Linked DNA regions of Homo sapiens: region 2 is linked to region 1. Evidence: chromatin loops called from intact Hi-C (ENCODE). Cell type or tissue: tibial artery. All regions are shown on one strand. Links, peaks and the distances in the headings refer to the core of each region. The heading gives the core; the rest is flanking DNA. Region 1 overlaps EXOC6 (exocyst complex component 6). Region 2 holds the start of CYP26C1 (cytochrome P450 family 26 subfamily C member 1).

The links. Hi-C counts contacts between places; a loop is a spot of excess contacts. Peaks named below come from ENCODE experiments on the same cell type or tissue, not always from the same donor. Only the 100,000 strongest peaks of a DNase experiment are listed, where the experiment ranks them.
Region 2: it touches region 1 in a loop (2.5-fold over the local background); 3 of 110 quality-filtered maps call a loop at or near these places.

Annotation. Positions count from the first base shown.
Region 1 is chr10:92,961,803-92,970,135 of GRCh38, reverse strand. The region is part of intron 17 of EXOC6 (exocyst complex component 6); the gene reads right to left. Among named protein-coding and RNA genes, the nearest start is that of CYP26C1, 95 kb to the left of the region's middle. In tibial artery, for the core only: a CTCF peak has its summit at 4,734 (motif pointing left); no DNase peak of the experiment used is centred there.
Region 2 is chr10:93,058,629-93,066,961 of GRCh38, reverse strand. It overlaps EXOC6 (exocyst complex component 6), which reads right to left. Exons shown (of 22, transcript NM_019053.6): 22 at 7,472-8,333. CYP26C1 (cytochrome P450 family 26 subfamily C member 1) reads right to left here and starts at 6,164. Exons shown (of 6, transcript NM_183374.3): 1 at 5,495-6,164; 2 at 4,728-4,952; 3 at 3,967-4,242; 4 at 2,426-2,581; 5 at 677-1,006. The coding sequence starts at 5,698. RefSeq lists enhancers at 3,984-4,153, 4,164-4,283, 5,237-6,146. In tibial artery, for the core only: a CTCF peak has its summit at 4,191 (motif pointing left); a DNase peak (open chromatin) is centred at 1,411; H3K4me3 peaks cover 2,251 bases; H3K27me3 peaks cover 7,269 bases.

The DNA.
Region 1 (8,333 bases), core at 1-8,000:
GCACCGAGAACAGTGCTTGGCACATAGTAAGCAGTAGATGAGCACTTGTTAAATGAAAAAAGGAAATCACCCCTGTCTTGAAAAAAGTTTATAATCTAGTTGAGGACAGAAAATCTAGATAAGGATAGAAAATACAATAGTCGACCAGGTGCGGTGGCTCACATCTGTAATCCCAGCTCTTTGGGAGGCCAAGGTGGGTGGATCACCTGACGTCAGAAGTTCGAGACCAGCCTGGCCAACATGGTGAAACCCTGTCTCTACCAAAAATACAAAAATTAGCCGGGCGTGGTGGTGTACGCCTATAATCCCAGCTACTCAGGAGGCTGAGGCATGAGAATTGCTTGAACCCGGAAGGCAGAGGTTGCAGTGAGCTGAGATCGCGCCACTGCACTCCAGCCTGGGCAACAGAGTGAAACTCCATCTCAAAAAAATAAATAAATAAAAATAAAAGAAAGAAAATACAATAATCCCAAAATGAATAAACATGCACAAATTAATACTAACTACATGTATAGTAAAGGTATACCAAATAAGAAGAGATCATGTTGGTTAGAAATAGGGTTTCATGGAGGAAAAGCTACATGGTGATATGGAAAAATAGGAATCTAGAAGAAGTATTTATGTGGTGGCTGTTCCAGTTACTATTTTTGAGTTAGTGGCTTAAAATAACAAATATTTTGTTATACTCACAGGTTCTATGGGTCAGGAAACAGTGGAGATGACTTTGTACTACAGCATCTGTGACCTCAGCTGGAAAAGACTTGAAGGCTGGCAATAAGACTCAATAGCTGGGGATTAGAATCATCTGGAGGCTTCCTCACTCATATGTCTGGCACCGGGGATGGGTAGCCTTTCCATGTTGCTTGGCTGCCTCAAAGCCAAGCACTTTAGTGTTTCCTCAAAGCACTAAAGTGGCTAAAGAGTAACTGGGCTTCTTACATGGCAGCACAGGGCTCCAAGCATGTGTGCTCCATGCTTGGAATAAAGGCAATAACACATTGCCTTTTATGTCCTAGCCTCAGAAGTCTAAAGTCTCAAATGATTTTTACTGTACTCTCTTGGTCAAAGCTGTCACAAGTCTGCCCAGATCAAGAGAAGGGGATACAGGTCCCCACTTCTCAATGAGAGAAGTGTCAAGGAATTTGTAGCCATTTAAAAAATCCATTCCTGCTAATAATGAGTAACGAAGAAATGACTCATAAAGAATATGGGTTAATACTTCCACTTACTTAATAGAAAAAAACAAAACGGTTTTGGGAAAATGGGAAGGTGTCTGATTCCCACTATTTCACTTATCTTTACATCTTAAGCAAATTAACTTAATTTCTTATTTATGAAATGAGAATCATCCCCATCTCACAGGGCTGTTTTGAGCATTATACAAGCTTCTATAATTAAAACAAAGTACCTAACAGTAATTGGCACCCAGAAGGGGCTAAAACAAATTAGTTTTCTTATACTTACTTATGTTTTTTTACCTAGTAATGCTCAATAAATGTCTTACTAAAAGAACTGTATGGAGACTATTAATATATCACAATTCCAAGCCTTCCAAATTGCCCAAGTTGGCTTAACTTAGTGTAGTTATTTTTACGTAAGGGAGAAAAAAATGGGTATTAAACATTAACAGAATTTTTTTTATGTAAAACATGGCAGGCACAGTGGTTTATGCCTATAATCCCAGCAGTTTGGGAGGCTGAGGCAGGAGGATCACTTGAGGCCAGGAGTTAAATAACTGCCTGGGCAACATAGTGAGACTCTGTCTCTACCAAAAAATAAAAAGTTTAGCTGGTCATGGTGGCTTGTGCCTATAGTCCTAGCTACTCAGGAGGCTGAGGTGGGAGGATCGCTTGAGCTCAGGAGTTTGAGGCTGCAGTAAGCTACGATTGCACCACTGCACTGCAGCCTGGGTGACAGAGCAAGACCTTGCCTTTAAAAAAAAAAAAAAAAAAAGGTGAAACACTAACCAGTGGAAAGGGGTGTCATATTTAACATGTATAATTCATGGCAGTAACACCTATTTCTCTTTAACTTCATTAACATTAGGGGCAGGTACCTAAGATGGTAAATGCTTATGACCTACAGAACTAAAGATAACACACCTTAATGACATCATTTGTAAGTCAATTTTCTCAAAGCAATATAAAAATATGTATTTACCATTTTGCATTTTGCCCCAGTGTTCATAATCAGTTCCCTCATTCATGTCTCACTACATTTACTGAATCTAAGCAGATGAATATAGTTCACTACACAACTGAAGAGAGGCAGTAATTCCAGAAGGCAGCTGGATAAGAGAACCCTAAACCTCAGAACTATGTACAATCATCTCATAAATACTCAACCTGCTTCCCTTCTATCGCCAGGCAAAGAAAATTGAGAGTCTGATTGCTCCTATCTTTCGCTGCATTTCCTATCTGCACTCAGACCACTATTTATGATTTCTTTTGCTTTTTTGGGATGCCTCTAATATAGGCAGGAAGAGAAGATGCATAACAAGCTTTTAAAAGCCAGATTCAAGAAGCTCCCCTCCTCCAAACTTACAGAGCTAAAGTACTTGGTTAACTTTAGATTGATATAAAACTGGGTATTTTATTAAAACCAAATTTAAATCCAGCTTTAATTCTCTTTTTTAGTTTATAGAATTTTATTAAAATAAAATAAAGATGTTAGTTCACATTTTCCTAGATTTAAAAAAGCAATATGGGACAATTGAAATATTAACCAAAAGTTGAGGGGGTGGTAGAGACCAAATATCTAGAAATTTTTAAGTCACGAGGGAAAAAACACTATTTTTATCTGAAAGAAGAAAATTTTAAATGATGACAAAACCATTCACACCATCACACTAAAAAGCTTCTGCACAGCAAAAGAAACTACCTTCAGAGTGAACAGGCAACCTACAAATGGGAGAAAATTTTTGCAACCTACTCATCTGACAAAGGGCTAATATCCAGAATCTACAATGAACTCAAACAAATTTACAAGAAAAAAACAAACAACCCCATCAAAAAGTGGGCGAAGGATATGACCAGACACTTCTCAAAAGAAGACATTTATGCAGCCAAAAGACACATGAAAAAATGCTCATCATCACTGGCCATCAGAGAAATGCAAATCAAAACCACAATGAGATACCATCTCACACCAGTTAGAATGGCAATCATTAAAAAGTCAGGAAACAACAGGTGCTGGAGAGGATGTGGAGAAACAGGAACACTTTTACACTGTTGGTGGGACTGTAAACTAGTTCAACCATTGTGGAAGTCAGTGTGGCGATTCCGCAGGGATCTAGAACTAGAAATACCATTTGACCCAGCCATCCCATTACTGGGTATATACCCAAAGGACTATAAATCATGCTGCTATAAAGACACATGCACACGTATGTTTACTGCGGCACTATTCACAATAGCAAAGACTTGGAACCAACCCAAATGTCCAACAATGATAGACTGGATTAAGAAAATGTGGCACATATACATCATGGAATACTATGCAGCCATAAAAAATGATGAGTTCATGTCCTTTGTAGGGACATGGATGAAAGTGGAAATCATCATTCTCAGTAAACTATCGCAAGGACCAAAAAACCAAACACTGCATATTCTCACTCATAGATGGGAATTGAACAATGAGAACACATGGACACAGGAAGGGGAACATCACACTCTGGGGACTGATGTGGGGTGGGGGGAGGGGGGAGGGATAGCATTAGGAGATATACCTAATGCTAAATGACGAGTTAATGGGTGCAGCACACCAGCATGGCACATGTATACATATGTAACTAACCTGCACATTGTGCACATGTACCCTAAAAGTATAATAATAATAATAATAATAATAATAATTATAATTACATGCTTTCTAGACCACGTTTAGGGAAAAAGTGGTTCAGAAAACACCACTTTCTAAAAGGAACTAAGCAAAAATAAAAGGGAAAACATAAAAATTTATTTATTGCTTTTTGTTATTGTCACTAGAACTTTGTTGATAAGTCTGTTTTTCTGAGGTGACACCACAAGCAGGTTCCACTTTTCCCATAAAATATCTAAGTTAAAATAACCTTTTCTCAAGATGTTAAAAAACTTTCGGGGAAGGGTACCTAATATTTTTTAAGGTTTATTAATGCTTTCCACGGGCTATAATAGGAAGCAAATAAATCTATGTCAGGGAATCACGGGCTGTACTGTGTCAAAGAAAAATTTCAGACAGCACTCCCGAGCAGGAATATGATTAAAGTCAACAGTTGAAAGGACTTTTCTAAGGACTAAGAATTCTGCTTATTTTATAATCCAGACAAATATAATCATTAGAAAACATATGTGTCTGATCTTTATAGCTGCATGAACTGGCTCACTATATTTTCTTTTTAAAGAAATGGGAGCAAGGATAGAAAGAAAAGATAGAAAAGGCTTTCAATGTAACTTTTCCTGTAGTTATACATAGGAATACACTAAATTATTTGGTAAGACATTCCTAAGAGATGATTACTAATGATTACTAACGATTTAGTAATTGCTAAGGAAATTAGTTAGAACTTCTTCGGGAGTTCTACAGTTGAACCCAGAATATTCTCAATCTTATGACCTTACCAGGAGGTCAAGAGCATTATCAACTCTTGACATTCTAGTCAGCATATCAGCTAACTCTTAAATAAAATGTAAGGATTCAGTTTATAAACAAAGTAATTCTTCCTTTGTTTGTTAAGGAAATAGTGCCCTCTGGAGGCAGAAATGTATCTAGCATAATTTGAGAACTTTTAAAAAAAATTTCAATGTGTAAGAATTAAATATACTATCTGTGGTTCCCAACCATAGGTGTGCAACAGAACCCACCTGAGGAACTTTTTAAAACATATACATGCACAAATTCCACCTAGACCTCCTGGAGCATAAACATGTGTGTTTTGAATAAAAGCTAAGTAGTAATAGCTAAAGATTTTAGTAAACATATACGATTTACTGTCTATTGTCCATTCCCCCTCTTGGAATAATTCCTAAATACATTTTGGAAAATCACCCTGCCCCCATTCACAGCTATCTCATTTGGGTAAGACTGAACTGATACCTAGCTCCAAGGTTGGGTCTTGCTAAGTTTAAGTCAATTACCAGTCCCATCCTCTTACAAAAAAATTATACAGCAGCTGGTGGAGGGAGACAGTTTCTCTTCCTTTAGATGACAGGACATGACGATGTGAGGTTTGGGACTGTGAGCAGGCAGTCATTTTGCTACCAGACTGAGACAGCCTAGAGCTGCTGGGAACTGCTGGGCCACTATAAGTAGTCTGACGATGAGGCCAAAATTGCATAAAGCAGAGTTAAAAGATGGAGAGACTCTGGATCCATGGTGACATCTACTGAGCAGCAGTGCCCTATCTTTGGACATCTCAGTGTCACTGGCCAATAATTTTTCCTTTATTGTTTAAGAAAGTTTGAGTTGCTTTTTCTATCAGTTCCTGTCAATTTTCTGTTAATAACCCTGATTAATACAACTATCTTATAATAGAAACATTTATTCAATATTTAAGAAAAAAGTTACATTTAATTTTGCTCATTTAAAGCAAGGGAAATACATGTATATTTTTATGGGCTTCAAATATGTAGGCAATAGATAAAGTTAGAGCTATCACCATAAAGGTGTCCTCCCTAGTTAACTTCTTCCTGCTCTAATAAACAAAATTCCAATAATCCATTATCTTGACCTAAACATTTCTAATGTTAGTTACACTGCATATAGCATCCAACTCATTATCCAATGTCACTACTAATGCAGAAGGGAAAAAGCAAATAAGACTAACCAATATAATTTATTAATAGTATTTAGTTATAATGAAGGAAAAGGTATAATAAAATGGCCAGAGAAGCCAATAAATTATAATTTTTTAAAAATATATATATAATTTCCATTATTTATTTTAGATGTTAATGTGGCAATCAAAAGAAGTTGTTTTATTCTTTATATTCTTGTTTTATTATTTTCTTTACATTTAGTACTTAAAAATCAACCAAAAAATAAAAGAGGGATTTGTGTGCTAAGCATCTCATTAAATTAGCAAAAAGCACTAATTCACCTGGTTACTTTTCATCAGGTTTTTTCATTATATATTACTGTGATTTTTTTTTTTTTAAAAAAGAGTATTAGGCTTTAGGATATGTATTGTGCCTTATACGCATGCAAATCACAGATTACCATTTGATCAATACTCTGGGTAAAACAAAGCTCAAGATCTGCTCCATAATGAACTAAGAAATCAAAAGTTAAAAGCCATGAAAAGCTTGTAGGAATTACAAGAACTGAAGTATCATAAAGTTCTAGAAATCTCTCTAAAAGATTATCTTGCTGGGTACAGAGGCTCTCGCCTATAATCCCAACACTTTGGGAGGCTGAGGCAGGAGATCACTTAAGCCCAGGAGTTTGACACTAACAGGGGTAATATGGTGAGACCCTATCTCTACAAAAAATAAATTTTAAAAAATCGGCCAGGTAAGATGGTACGCAACTGTAATCCCAGCTACTCGGAAGCCTGAAGTGGGAAGATCACTTGAGCCCAGGAGTTCAAGGCTGCAGTGAGCCATGATCCAAAAAAAAAAAAAAAAATTGCTCTTTATAAAAAGAAATACAGTCATCATGGACTATAAGCCAGAGATTAATAATATCATAGTTCTAAAGTACGCAGGTCACAAATAGTATACTAAATGTTCTATTACAAAGGTAGGTTACTGTAAGAGTTATGTTAATTATACCAAAAACAATTTTCAGAGGGAAATACAAAGTACTTCTTAGAGAGTTAGATAATGCAAGGTGAAGTATTAGGTAAAAAGCTACAGCCCAGATACAGCTGAAGATCGAAATTTAAGTAAAGGAAACTGACACTAACTGCTTCTAGAAGAAATTACATTTTTCCCCAGAATATACATTCAAAACACATGTAAACCAAACATTATTTTAAACCAAAAATAAGCATCCTTATTAACATAAGATGAATAAATATGATTTTATATTCCATCTTCTGGGTCATTATCTGAATGTCTGAATATAACTTCAGCTTTCTGCCTTCTGTGCATGGGTTTATACCAATTCTTCCTTATCCTCATCTCTGCTGATTAAAATCTTACCCATGCTCCAAACTGATACAAATACTTAAATGCCTTCAGGGTCCAGGCAGGTAACAAGAATAAGTATGGCAGGCAGGGTATTTACCGTAGGCAGGATCATTATAGAGTTTAAGTCTCATCTAAAGGTATGCAAATTCGAAACATTTAGAAAAACCACAAAACCAAATCAAACATGTCTACAGGACCAAATTCATCTACTATTACACACTGTTGTTATTTGTTTGTAGTTATCTGCTCTTCTAGATTAAAAGAATCCTAGTGGTCAAGAACCATTCCATATCTTCCCCTCAGCAATTAGCACAGTACCACAGAAATGCACTTTAGGGCCTGACAGCGGCTTACACGTGTAATCCCAGCACTTTGGGAGGCTGAAGCAAGAGGATTGCTTGAGTCCAGGAGTTCGAGACCAGCCTGGGCAATACAGTTAGACCCTGTCTCTACAAAACAATTTTTTTTAAATCAGCCAGGGTAGTAGCATGGGCCTGTAGTCCTAGCTATTTGGGAGGCTGAGGTGGGAGGATTGCTTGAGCCCAGGAAGTTGAGGCTGCAGTAAGCCAGGATCAAGTCACTGCACTCTAACCTGGATGACAGAGTGGGACCCTGTCTCAAAAAAAAACCATATATATATATATTTTTAACATTTTTACATTACATTATATATACATTTTTGCTTAATAAACATCATTTAACATATACCCCCAAGTGAAAAATGACACTCAGTTTAGACAGAACCATCTAAGGAATTACTGCTTTGTTTACAGGACTATCTTTTGGGACACAATCAAAGCCTTACTTTAGACAAGACAGAATATTTCATTTCTTGTTCTTTATCAAAGTAGCCTGTCCTAGAATAACCTAAATCTCTCATAGAGCCACCTGCTAATTACCTCACTTGTAGAGGGAAATATGGGTTCTGAGCTATAATCAATTATCTGGAATAATTCAAAATCCAGTCTTTGGATTATCTGAGATTGTCACAGGTCACTGTAAACTAACTACTCCTCTAATTCTCCGATTACCTAAGTTATCTCCTTTTCCTTTTTAAAAAGTGGCTGCTACATTTTTACCTTTCTAGTTTTCAGGGGCTTTTGTACCTCAAAAGTGTTCACAAATAATGACTAGTGGCTTTGTGGTAGCATCTGCCACTCCTTAAGTGGTTGTTTGTCATCAGGTTTGCAAATCATCTGATATAAATAGCTTTTTAAAGTAGTC
Region 2 (8,333 bases), core at 1-8,000, 97 kb before region 1:
CGGACCCACCTGGATGGAGTGTCAGAGCTGGAAAGGACCAAGACAGCTTCCTTGCAGAGAGTAAACTGAGGCCCAGAGTGAAGAGGGAACTGCCCAAGGTCATACGGAGATGGAGTCAGTTCTAGACCTCAACCTTGCTCAGCCCAAACCGGCCTGATCAGAGATGAAGCGTCTACCCGGTATTTTAATCCCCCCCTCCCCTGGAATCTGGCCCCAGCCAGAACCCTGGACCGGTCGCAATGAGGGGTTCCTTCATCTTGTGAGGGAGCCAGAGGGGTGGAGCACAGGACATACTGAGGGGTTCTCTTTGTTCTCCATCCACACTCACTGGCTGGGAGGGGGTGCTGCACGGATAGAAGAGTATTTTTATTCTAAAACTCCGCTCTCATTGAATTGACCGTTCCGAACCGCTGCCAAAAGCTGAAGGGTACGAGATCCCTAACCTTGCAGTCTCGCCAGGCTTTGCGTCCCTCAGCGGGGGATCCGGGGAGGTGGAACAAGGCTCAGCCCATTTTATAGGACGGAAGGCTGAGGCTCTGAGGGCAAAAGAGGTGACCGCGCCGTCCGAATCCCTCCGCCCTCCTCCCACCTGGGCGCCGCCGCGGCAGGCGGCAGGCGGCAGGCGGCAGGCGGCAGGAGGCAGGAGGCTGGCCATGGGCTGGCACGGCGCACTTACGTCGAGCTCGAAGGTGCGCAGGGCGGTGCGGTAGCCCCCGGACACTGGCGGCAGGAGGCGCAGCACCTCCTTGACCACGCAGTCGACGTAGCGCAGACGGCCCAGCGCCGCGAGGCTGAGGTCGGGCTCGCAGCCGCAGTCGGGCGGGGGCCCCTCGCTGCCCCCAGCGGCCCCGGGCGCGCAGCCGCACGCGCGCCCCAGCCCCTGCGCCACCAGCTCCTCCCGAATCTTGGCGATGGCCGCCGGATGCTGCAGTAGCAGCAGGACGAGCGAGGTGCTGGCACTGGCCGTGGTGAAGAAGGCGGCGAAGAGGAGCTCCACAGCCGACTCCTGCAAGACAGCCCCGGGCTGCACTGAGTCTCGGGCGGTGGAGTCGCCCGGGGCGCTGACCCGACGGCCCCGTGGAGATGAAAAGCACCCAAATTTACTATTGCGAAAAGCCAGGGGGCAGGGAAGTGCTATTACCGCCGCGACTGTGTGTACGGTTTTGAAGTCGATTAAATCTCAAGTCCACCATTTGGGAAAGTCAGCTGTAGCAACAGGCAACATTAGGATCTATCCACCCGCCTTGCGATGGTTCCCAGAGAGAATGCGGGAACTTACTCTAAGCACTCTTCTTGGTGCTTTAAGCATATTCACTCATTCGGTTCTCACCTCCCCTCTGTGAGGCACAATTGCTGCTCTTGTTTTATGGAGTTGAAAACGGAGACTCCAGAGTAGTGCTCAAGGTCCCTACAGCTAGCACTCCCGGCAGGAGTCCAGTGCTCTTCACCACCTGGTGGTGCGGCCGCCAACCCCAGTGGAACAGCCTGACAATGGCTGCAGTGCAACAAAGGCACCTGCAGCAGCAGTGCCAGCCTCGTACCAATGCCGGCATCATGGCTTCATCCTCTCCCTATCGGAATGGTCCCAGGGAGTCACTAAATGTCTTCTTGGTCTGCTCTGCGCAAGAAGAGCCCATTGCTCATGCTCTTATTAGTTCCAATCTCAGAAAAGAAGCTAAAGCTGAGGCCTACCCTTCAGGGATGTCTCTGGTAGAAAGTGGGAAACTGAGGCCCAGAGAAAGGATGCGTAAGAGTTGCTTATGGAAGATTGAGGTCTCCCTATTTCTAACTTCCCCTCCCCCTAACTTCTCCACTCCTTTTTGGGTGCTCAAGCAAGTCCTGGGGCCATTCCAAAGCTTACCACCTCCCCTCCACTGTATGTGCGATGTGTGTACAAGGGGAGGGGTCCTAATTCTCCAGGAGATCCACAGCAACAAGACAGACGGATAGAGGTACCAGGTGCCAAGGTAGCTCATAGAAGGAGAGAGGTGATTTTGGAAGGAAGAAGGGAGCTTTGAGGATGTGGAGTTTGATCCTGAGCCCCTTAGAGTTTCTAGAAAAAATGAATAATGAGGGCTTTGTAGGCAGGGGGACAGCAGAGGCAAAGGCATGGAGTGGCAGAGAAGGGCAGTGGGGGAAGGAAAGGAGAGAGAGCCATTTGTGGCCAGAAACCTGCAAAGATGGGCCTAGGATTCTTGCCTTCAGTTCTCCTACTGACAAGGCTGGCTGGAGGCTGAAGGCTGCAGAGGTAGTGAGTGTGGCTGAGTCATTACTGGAACCCAGGTCTCCTCTTGCCCCTCATCTTGAGGACTGCCTGTGCCTCAAAGTGGGGCCACACAAGATGTGGCTCTGGGGATGCAGCATTGGTGTAGGGACCTGCTGGGAATGCAAAAGAGGGGAGAAGGAGCGGCCTGTCAGCACCTACCTTCAGCTCCTGCATGGAGGGCTCATGGCCCAGCTCCCTTGCACTGTGAATGATTAGGTCGAGGGCATCACCCGGCTCTGCAGCCTTGTCCTCGTGAAGCTTCTCAGAAATGGCCCCCTCCAGGTGCCGATGCAGCTGGTCCCTTGCCCGGATGCCCTGATGTTCAGGGAGAGAAGAAAGATGGGGCAGGAAGGCTAAGGGGGCCAAGCCCGGCCACTTACCCAGAAAACCTTCTCAGCACTGGCTCTGCCAACATCCTTGTGTTAACAGCTTCCCAGCTTAGCTCCTGGCCTGGCATATGGCTGGGCTCAGTAAATGGTCGGGGATATGTCCACTGTCCACAAACATCATTCTGTCTTGATTATCACAATCCCCCTCTGAGCCACAGCAGAGTTACTGTCATCCTGAGGAGAGGATGCTGAAGTTCAGAGAGGTCAAGCAATTGCCCAGAGTCACACAGCTGTCCATGTCCATGCCTGGCACAGAGCCCAGTGCGGCTAGGGTCAGCCCATTGCCCTTTCCCTGTACTAGGCTCAGGCTGGGGTACCTTGATGCACCCAGCAAAGCTCTGACTTAGAGGACACTATTGGATTTGTAAGCATTAGCCTCTGTAAGAGCGTGGGCAATAGGGGATGCCTCTCCAGAGTTCAGGGAATAGCCGCAGCAAAAGCATTCCCCCGGGGAAAGCACTGTAATTCAGCACTTGAGTTCCATAGTCGGAGGAGATGAGGTTAAAGTCCTGTTCGTGCCCCTACTAACGGTGTGATCTTGGGTAAGTCAATAAAATAAGTTTGGCCAATAAAATGAGAATCATAACACTTTGCAGGCTGCGAGGATTAGATCAGAAAACGTATCCACGGTGATCAGCCTATAGCATGATCCTTTACACATATTATTTTTATGCAGGTGACTGAAAACCAGGGAATCAAACAGTGGGAAGTCCCAGAATAGGGGGACCAAAAGGCGGGATGGGGCATCCTAGCTGCTCTCCGGGTCCTGCCCATTGTTCTGAAGTCTGGAGAAGCAGCAGTTCTCTGATCCCGAAACCTAGCGGGTCCAGGGCTGGTGGAGCTGACGCCCACACCCCTGGGTCCGGGGCTGGCGCTGGGCTGGACCGGGGCTCATCTGCAGCCCTCACGCTCTCCTCGGTTCCGCAGCCATCTGGGCTTCCGAAGAGGTGATGGAGGCCGGCCCCAGGGGCGCCGCTGTGGGAAGGAGTCCGACCGACTGGCAGGACGCCTGCCACCGAGACCCCAAACTCTGGCGGCCCGCGCTTGCTCAGGCTGGAGCGCGTCGCGGCAGGCGCGTCCCACGGAGGTCGTGTGGCCAGCCCCAGGTCACACCAGCGAACCAGCACAGAGGCCAGGCCCAGAGCCCACCGCCACGCCACCGCCACAACGCCTCCCACCCCCGGGCCCTGCCGCCGTTCCCAGCAGAGGTGACGGACGCGCGGGGTGCGCCGAGGGCGTCCCGTCTGGGTCTGGGAGGCCCGCCCGCGCCGCGGAGCCTCGGAGGAAGGTCTGGAGCCGGGGCGGCCGTACCTTGCGTAGGCCACTGAAGGGAACGTCCAGAGGCAGTGAGAAGAGGTTCTCCACGAGCTGCTCGAAGGTCCGGGCCAGCGTGGCGCACTGCGCCTCGTCCAGCCGCAACCCCAGCAGGATGCGCGCGGCCATGCGGAAGGTGAGCGCTTTGGAGGCGTCGTAGACTGAGACCGGCCCGCCCGCCGCGCACCAGGAGCGCACCTCATGCCGCAGCGCCCCCTGCAGGCGCGGCACGTAGCGCTCCAGCGCGGCGCGGCTGAACACGCGCGCCAGGACCTGTGGGAGCGCGCGTGATCAGCGCTGGCGGCGGTCTGGCCTCATCTGCTTGGCGATTCCGGAGTAGCCAGAAGGCCAGTTCCGGTCCTTTCTCCCTCTTCCAAGCGGCCCAGACCTAAACTTCCTGGCTTTTGCTTTCGCCATTTCCCCCAGTTCTGCTCTGATGCACACAGTCCCTCCCAACCATCCAGGCTCCAGCTGCCATCTCCTCTAAGAAGTCTTCCCTGGCCCCTTTCTAGGTCTGAGTCTCCAGCGCTTCTGCTATCACAGCCACGGAAGATGGGAGATGAAAGAATCTTTTAGCGCAGTCCTAACTTTATAAACCGAAGCTGAAGGTAACGGACCCGCCCAAGGCCACCCGCTAGTTACCAGGGACCTTGGTCGGGTTCACAGTGTATCCAACACCGGGGCCCCGGCCTGGCCCATGGCAGATGCCGGGGACCGCGGATCCGACGTATCTACGGTCCATTCCCGTTTCCACTCACCTTGCGCCGCCGCCGGTGCGGCTCGCCGACCGCACCTAGCAGTGTGTGCGAGCCCAGCAGGATGTGCGCACTCTGCGGCCACTGGCTGCGCACCAGGCGGTGCTCGCCCAGCAGGATGGTGCGCACGTTCTCCGCGCCGCTCACGCGGATCACTGGCCTGCCCAGCAGGTGCGTCTTGAACACTGTCCCATAGCGCTCTCGGCGAGAACTGTGGAAGCGCGAGCCCTGCGGGCGAGGCGGAGGGTGGAGAGCTGGAACTTCTGGGCCTGGGCTGGGATCTGACCCAGACCTTCCAGCTGCCTTTTGATCACAACTTCCTGTCCCTGGCTGGCGCGTTTACAAAACAAGATCCCCAGTGGGCCTGGTATCTACTCTACGGGAATGTACATGCTCCTGTTCCTATTGGTGAGATGAGGAAACAGACTCAGAGTGAAGAAGTGAGGGCCCAAGGGCTCACAGCTGGGCCAAGCTCCAGGCTCCTTTTCTACCCTTGCAGGACGTGCTCCTCAGACCCCTTCCTAAAACCCCTTATGTTTACCCCCTGCGTTGTGTCTGGGAGTTGCTCTGGGGGGAATTCCAGTGACTTGAGGTCCCTTCGAGGGAACGGAGTATCTAGGTAAAGGCGAGAGTTGTGCGCGCTTCCCGGGGTCGTGGGCGATGGGCAGGGACTGGCTACAAATCCCATGGGCATTGAGACTGAGGAGGGTCCAGTGGGAGCCGGGGGAAGAAGGGACCGTATTAGCGCTCGGGGTCGAAGGACTGCTCACCTGAACTAACCAGTGCAGCGTTTCGCCGAAGAAGGGCCACCCCATGGAGCCCTTGGGCAGAGGCAGGGTGGAGGCCCGGTCCCGGCTCAGCATCCAGCGGAGGGTCCAGAGGTGCTGGGCCAGGCTGAGCAGCAGGCCCGCGCACAGGAGAGCAGTGCCCGCCGCCCCCAGCACTGACAGGCAGCTCAGCCCCCAAGGGAACATGATGAGCCCGCGGGGGCCAGGCCGCTCAGAGCGCAGGGAGAGCAGGGGACGCAAGAACCGGGGCGCGAGCAGTGCGCAGTGCTCACCTGTTCCGTCCGCAAAAGGCCTGGGGTTTGGGGGCAAAGCCCGAGATTTATAAGCTCAGGCCAGAACTCTGTTCTAAAAACAGACGGACGGTGAAAGACTGCAGTGACCGTGCGCCCTTAGGGAACGTGCCTTCCTCGAGGCCGGCACGCTCAGGACTTTTTCCTGGCTCCTGGGCCCAAATGCCAGTCCCTCTCGAAGGTGCCTGCTGCCTCGGGAACGCTCACTCCCGGCTCCGCGGGGCACCTCCCACCTCCTCCCGGGCTCAGCACCCTTTGGATAGAAGAAGGGAAGGAGGGCGAAAGAAGAGCAACTCACCAGTGTTGCCAACCTGGTCTGCAGACCCCCGCCCCACCTGTCCCTCCTCCAGTCGTTTAACCCTTCTTGGCCCACGCTGGACACGTTTATATAGATATTGGCTCCCCCCCTACGGACCGATCCCGGTTCACACAACGTGACGTGTCTTTGCATATTTAAAGCGCTCCACGCAGAGTGGTGATTGGAGGCGGTGGGCAGCGGCGCGCTCACGGAGGGGCTCTGAGTAGGGAGTGGCAGGCGCCGGGGCGGCTCGAGCTGGGCTGGGGGCTCGCCCCGCGAGCGTCCTCGGGCGGGGCCTGCGGGTTCGCGCCAGAGCTTCCCCGCTCTTCGCAGGCGCTCAGAAAGTGGGCGAACCCAACGCGCAGAACTGACCCGGGCTTGCGCCCCGCAGTGCTCCTGGCCCACCCCCGGCCGCTGGCTCCCTCTGCCGTCCCCGCCCTCGAGCTTCTAGGTGCCTTTCTCTCGCCACTCCAAGGTGAAAGAACTGGGCTTTTCTCTCCTTTGCTCCGACTATTTCAGGGAAACTGCAGTCGTCGACGCCTGCGTTGGCATCGCAAAAGCCCAGGAGGGATAGCGCAGCCGAGATTCTCCGACAGCTCCCCACCTCTCCCGGCTCTCTGATCTACCACGTCAGGTATCCTTCCAAAGATGGCAGTTCCACTACTGCCCTAGGCTTCATAAAGACGTCCTAAGCCTCCAGAAGCGGATACCCACGAGCACCTTTCCGGTCTCAAGGACCGAATTCATCCTTCCCTGCACATCCTTCCCTCCCTCCCCCGAGTTTGCCCGACGACTCTTGTCAATCTACATTGTTGCGTTTTGGGCTTTGTGCGTCCCATTCAAGGGTTCCAAATGCCTCAGGACTCACTCGTTCTTGTCCCTACAGTGCAACCTGGGGTGTGTGTGGAGGGGTGCAGGGTGTTTATATTATTGGTAAGAGTAAAGAGGTCCCACAGTGGTCTCCTCCAGGCAGTGCAAAGGCAGTATCTCTCTGAATCCCGGGACGTCTCAGCCAAAGCAGGGAAGACACCCCAAGTACGCTGGAAGGCTGGGTAAGGCGCGAAGGGCAGCCCCATTCCAGTCTTCAAAGAGAGCTAGCTGTTCACCGCTCCTCTCCTCCAGATTTCACCGTGCCTGAAGAACTACCATGCTTTTCATGTAATATTTTTAAAAACATTAAATACTTTGGATTAAGAGATGATCGAGAGAACAAGTGCGCATATGTATATATATGTGTGTGTGTGTGTGTGTGTATGTATATATACTGTTTTGGTGCCACTCCCATTCCAGTAACTAGGAAATAATATGCCTTTTCTCCAGGAAGCACTTGTTTTAAATCAGTAAGCTCTGAATAGACAAAATAGTAATGCATTTTCAACAACTTGCTCAATATTTTTAATATTTCATCACAAAATCCAGAGATGTACATATAATTCTTTACACTTATTTTACAGAATCAGGCATAGTTTCTTACAGGCCTAAATCCTGAAAAGGCAAAGGGAAGATTCAGCATAAATACAACAAAGGGAGAATAAAGACTGGATTTATATTGCCATTTGGACCACGGAAACATACACAAAGGAAAATGTACATTTGTTTTAGGTTTTCCAGAGTTCATTTGGTTTGGCTTGTTTCCACAATGAGGATAAAGTACTGAAATCTGCTATTTGAAGAAAGTAACCTGACCCCTGTGGTAACTTCTGTGTGCAGGAACCATCTACCCTCGCACAAGCTGCACCTGAAGTGGTTAGCCCCATTTAGTTCCTGTCCTCTCTTTTAACTGGAACCAAACCAAACCAAACAAATCCAGAATGGGGTCACCTACAAGCAATATAGTTAGAAATATTAACCCTGATGAACAGAAACAACACTGCATCTTTAGAAAATCCAAAACCTTTTGTTCATATTCAGAACGATTAAATTAAACCACCCAAGTAGAACAAATAATTCACATTCTTACTGAGTTAAATCAAGTTTGATTTCAGGCAGCTTTTAAGATTTGTCTATTTCCCCTTCAGAATTAGCAGAATTAGAAATTTTGGTCTGCTTAAATCACATTGAGGTGAAAATAAAAGCTAAAAGTCAGAAAATGGTAGTGAAATACTACCATATCAGACATGATTGAATTCCAAAGCCATATACTGATCAAAAAACAGATTATCATTCAAGTCTAAATAGAAAAAAATACTTATGAGTAGAGGCATATGTTTTTCAAATGTATTTGTAATCAATT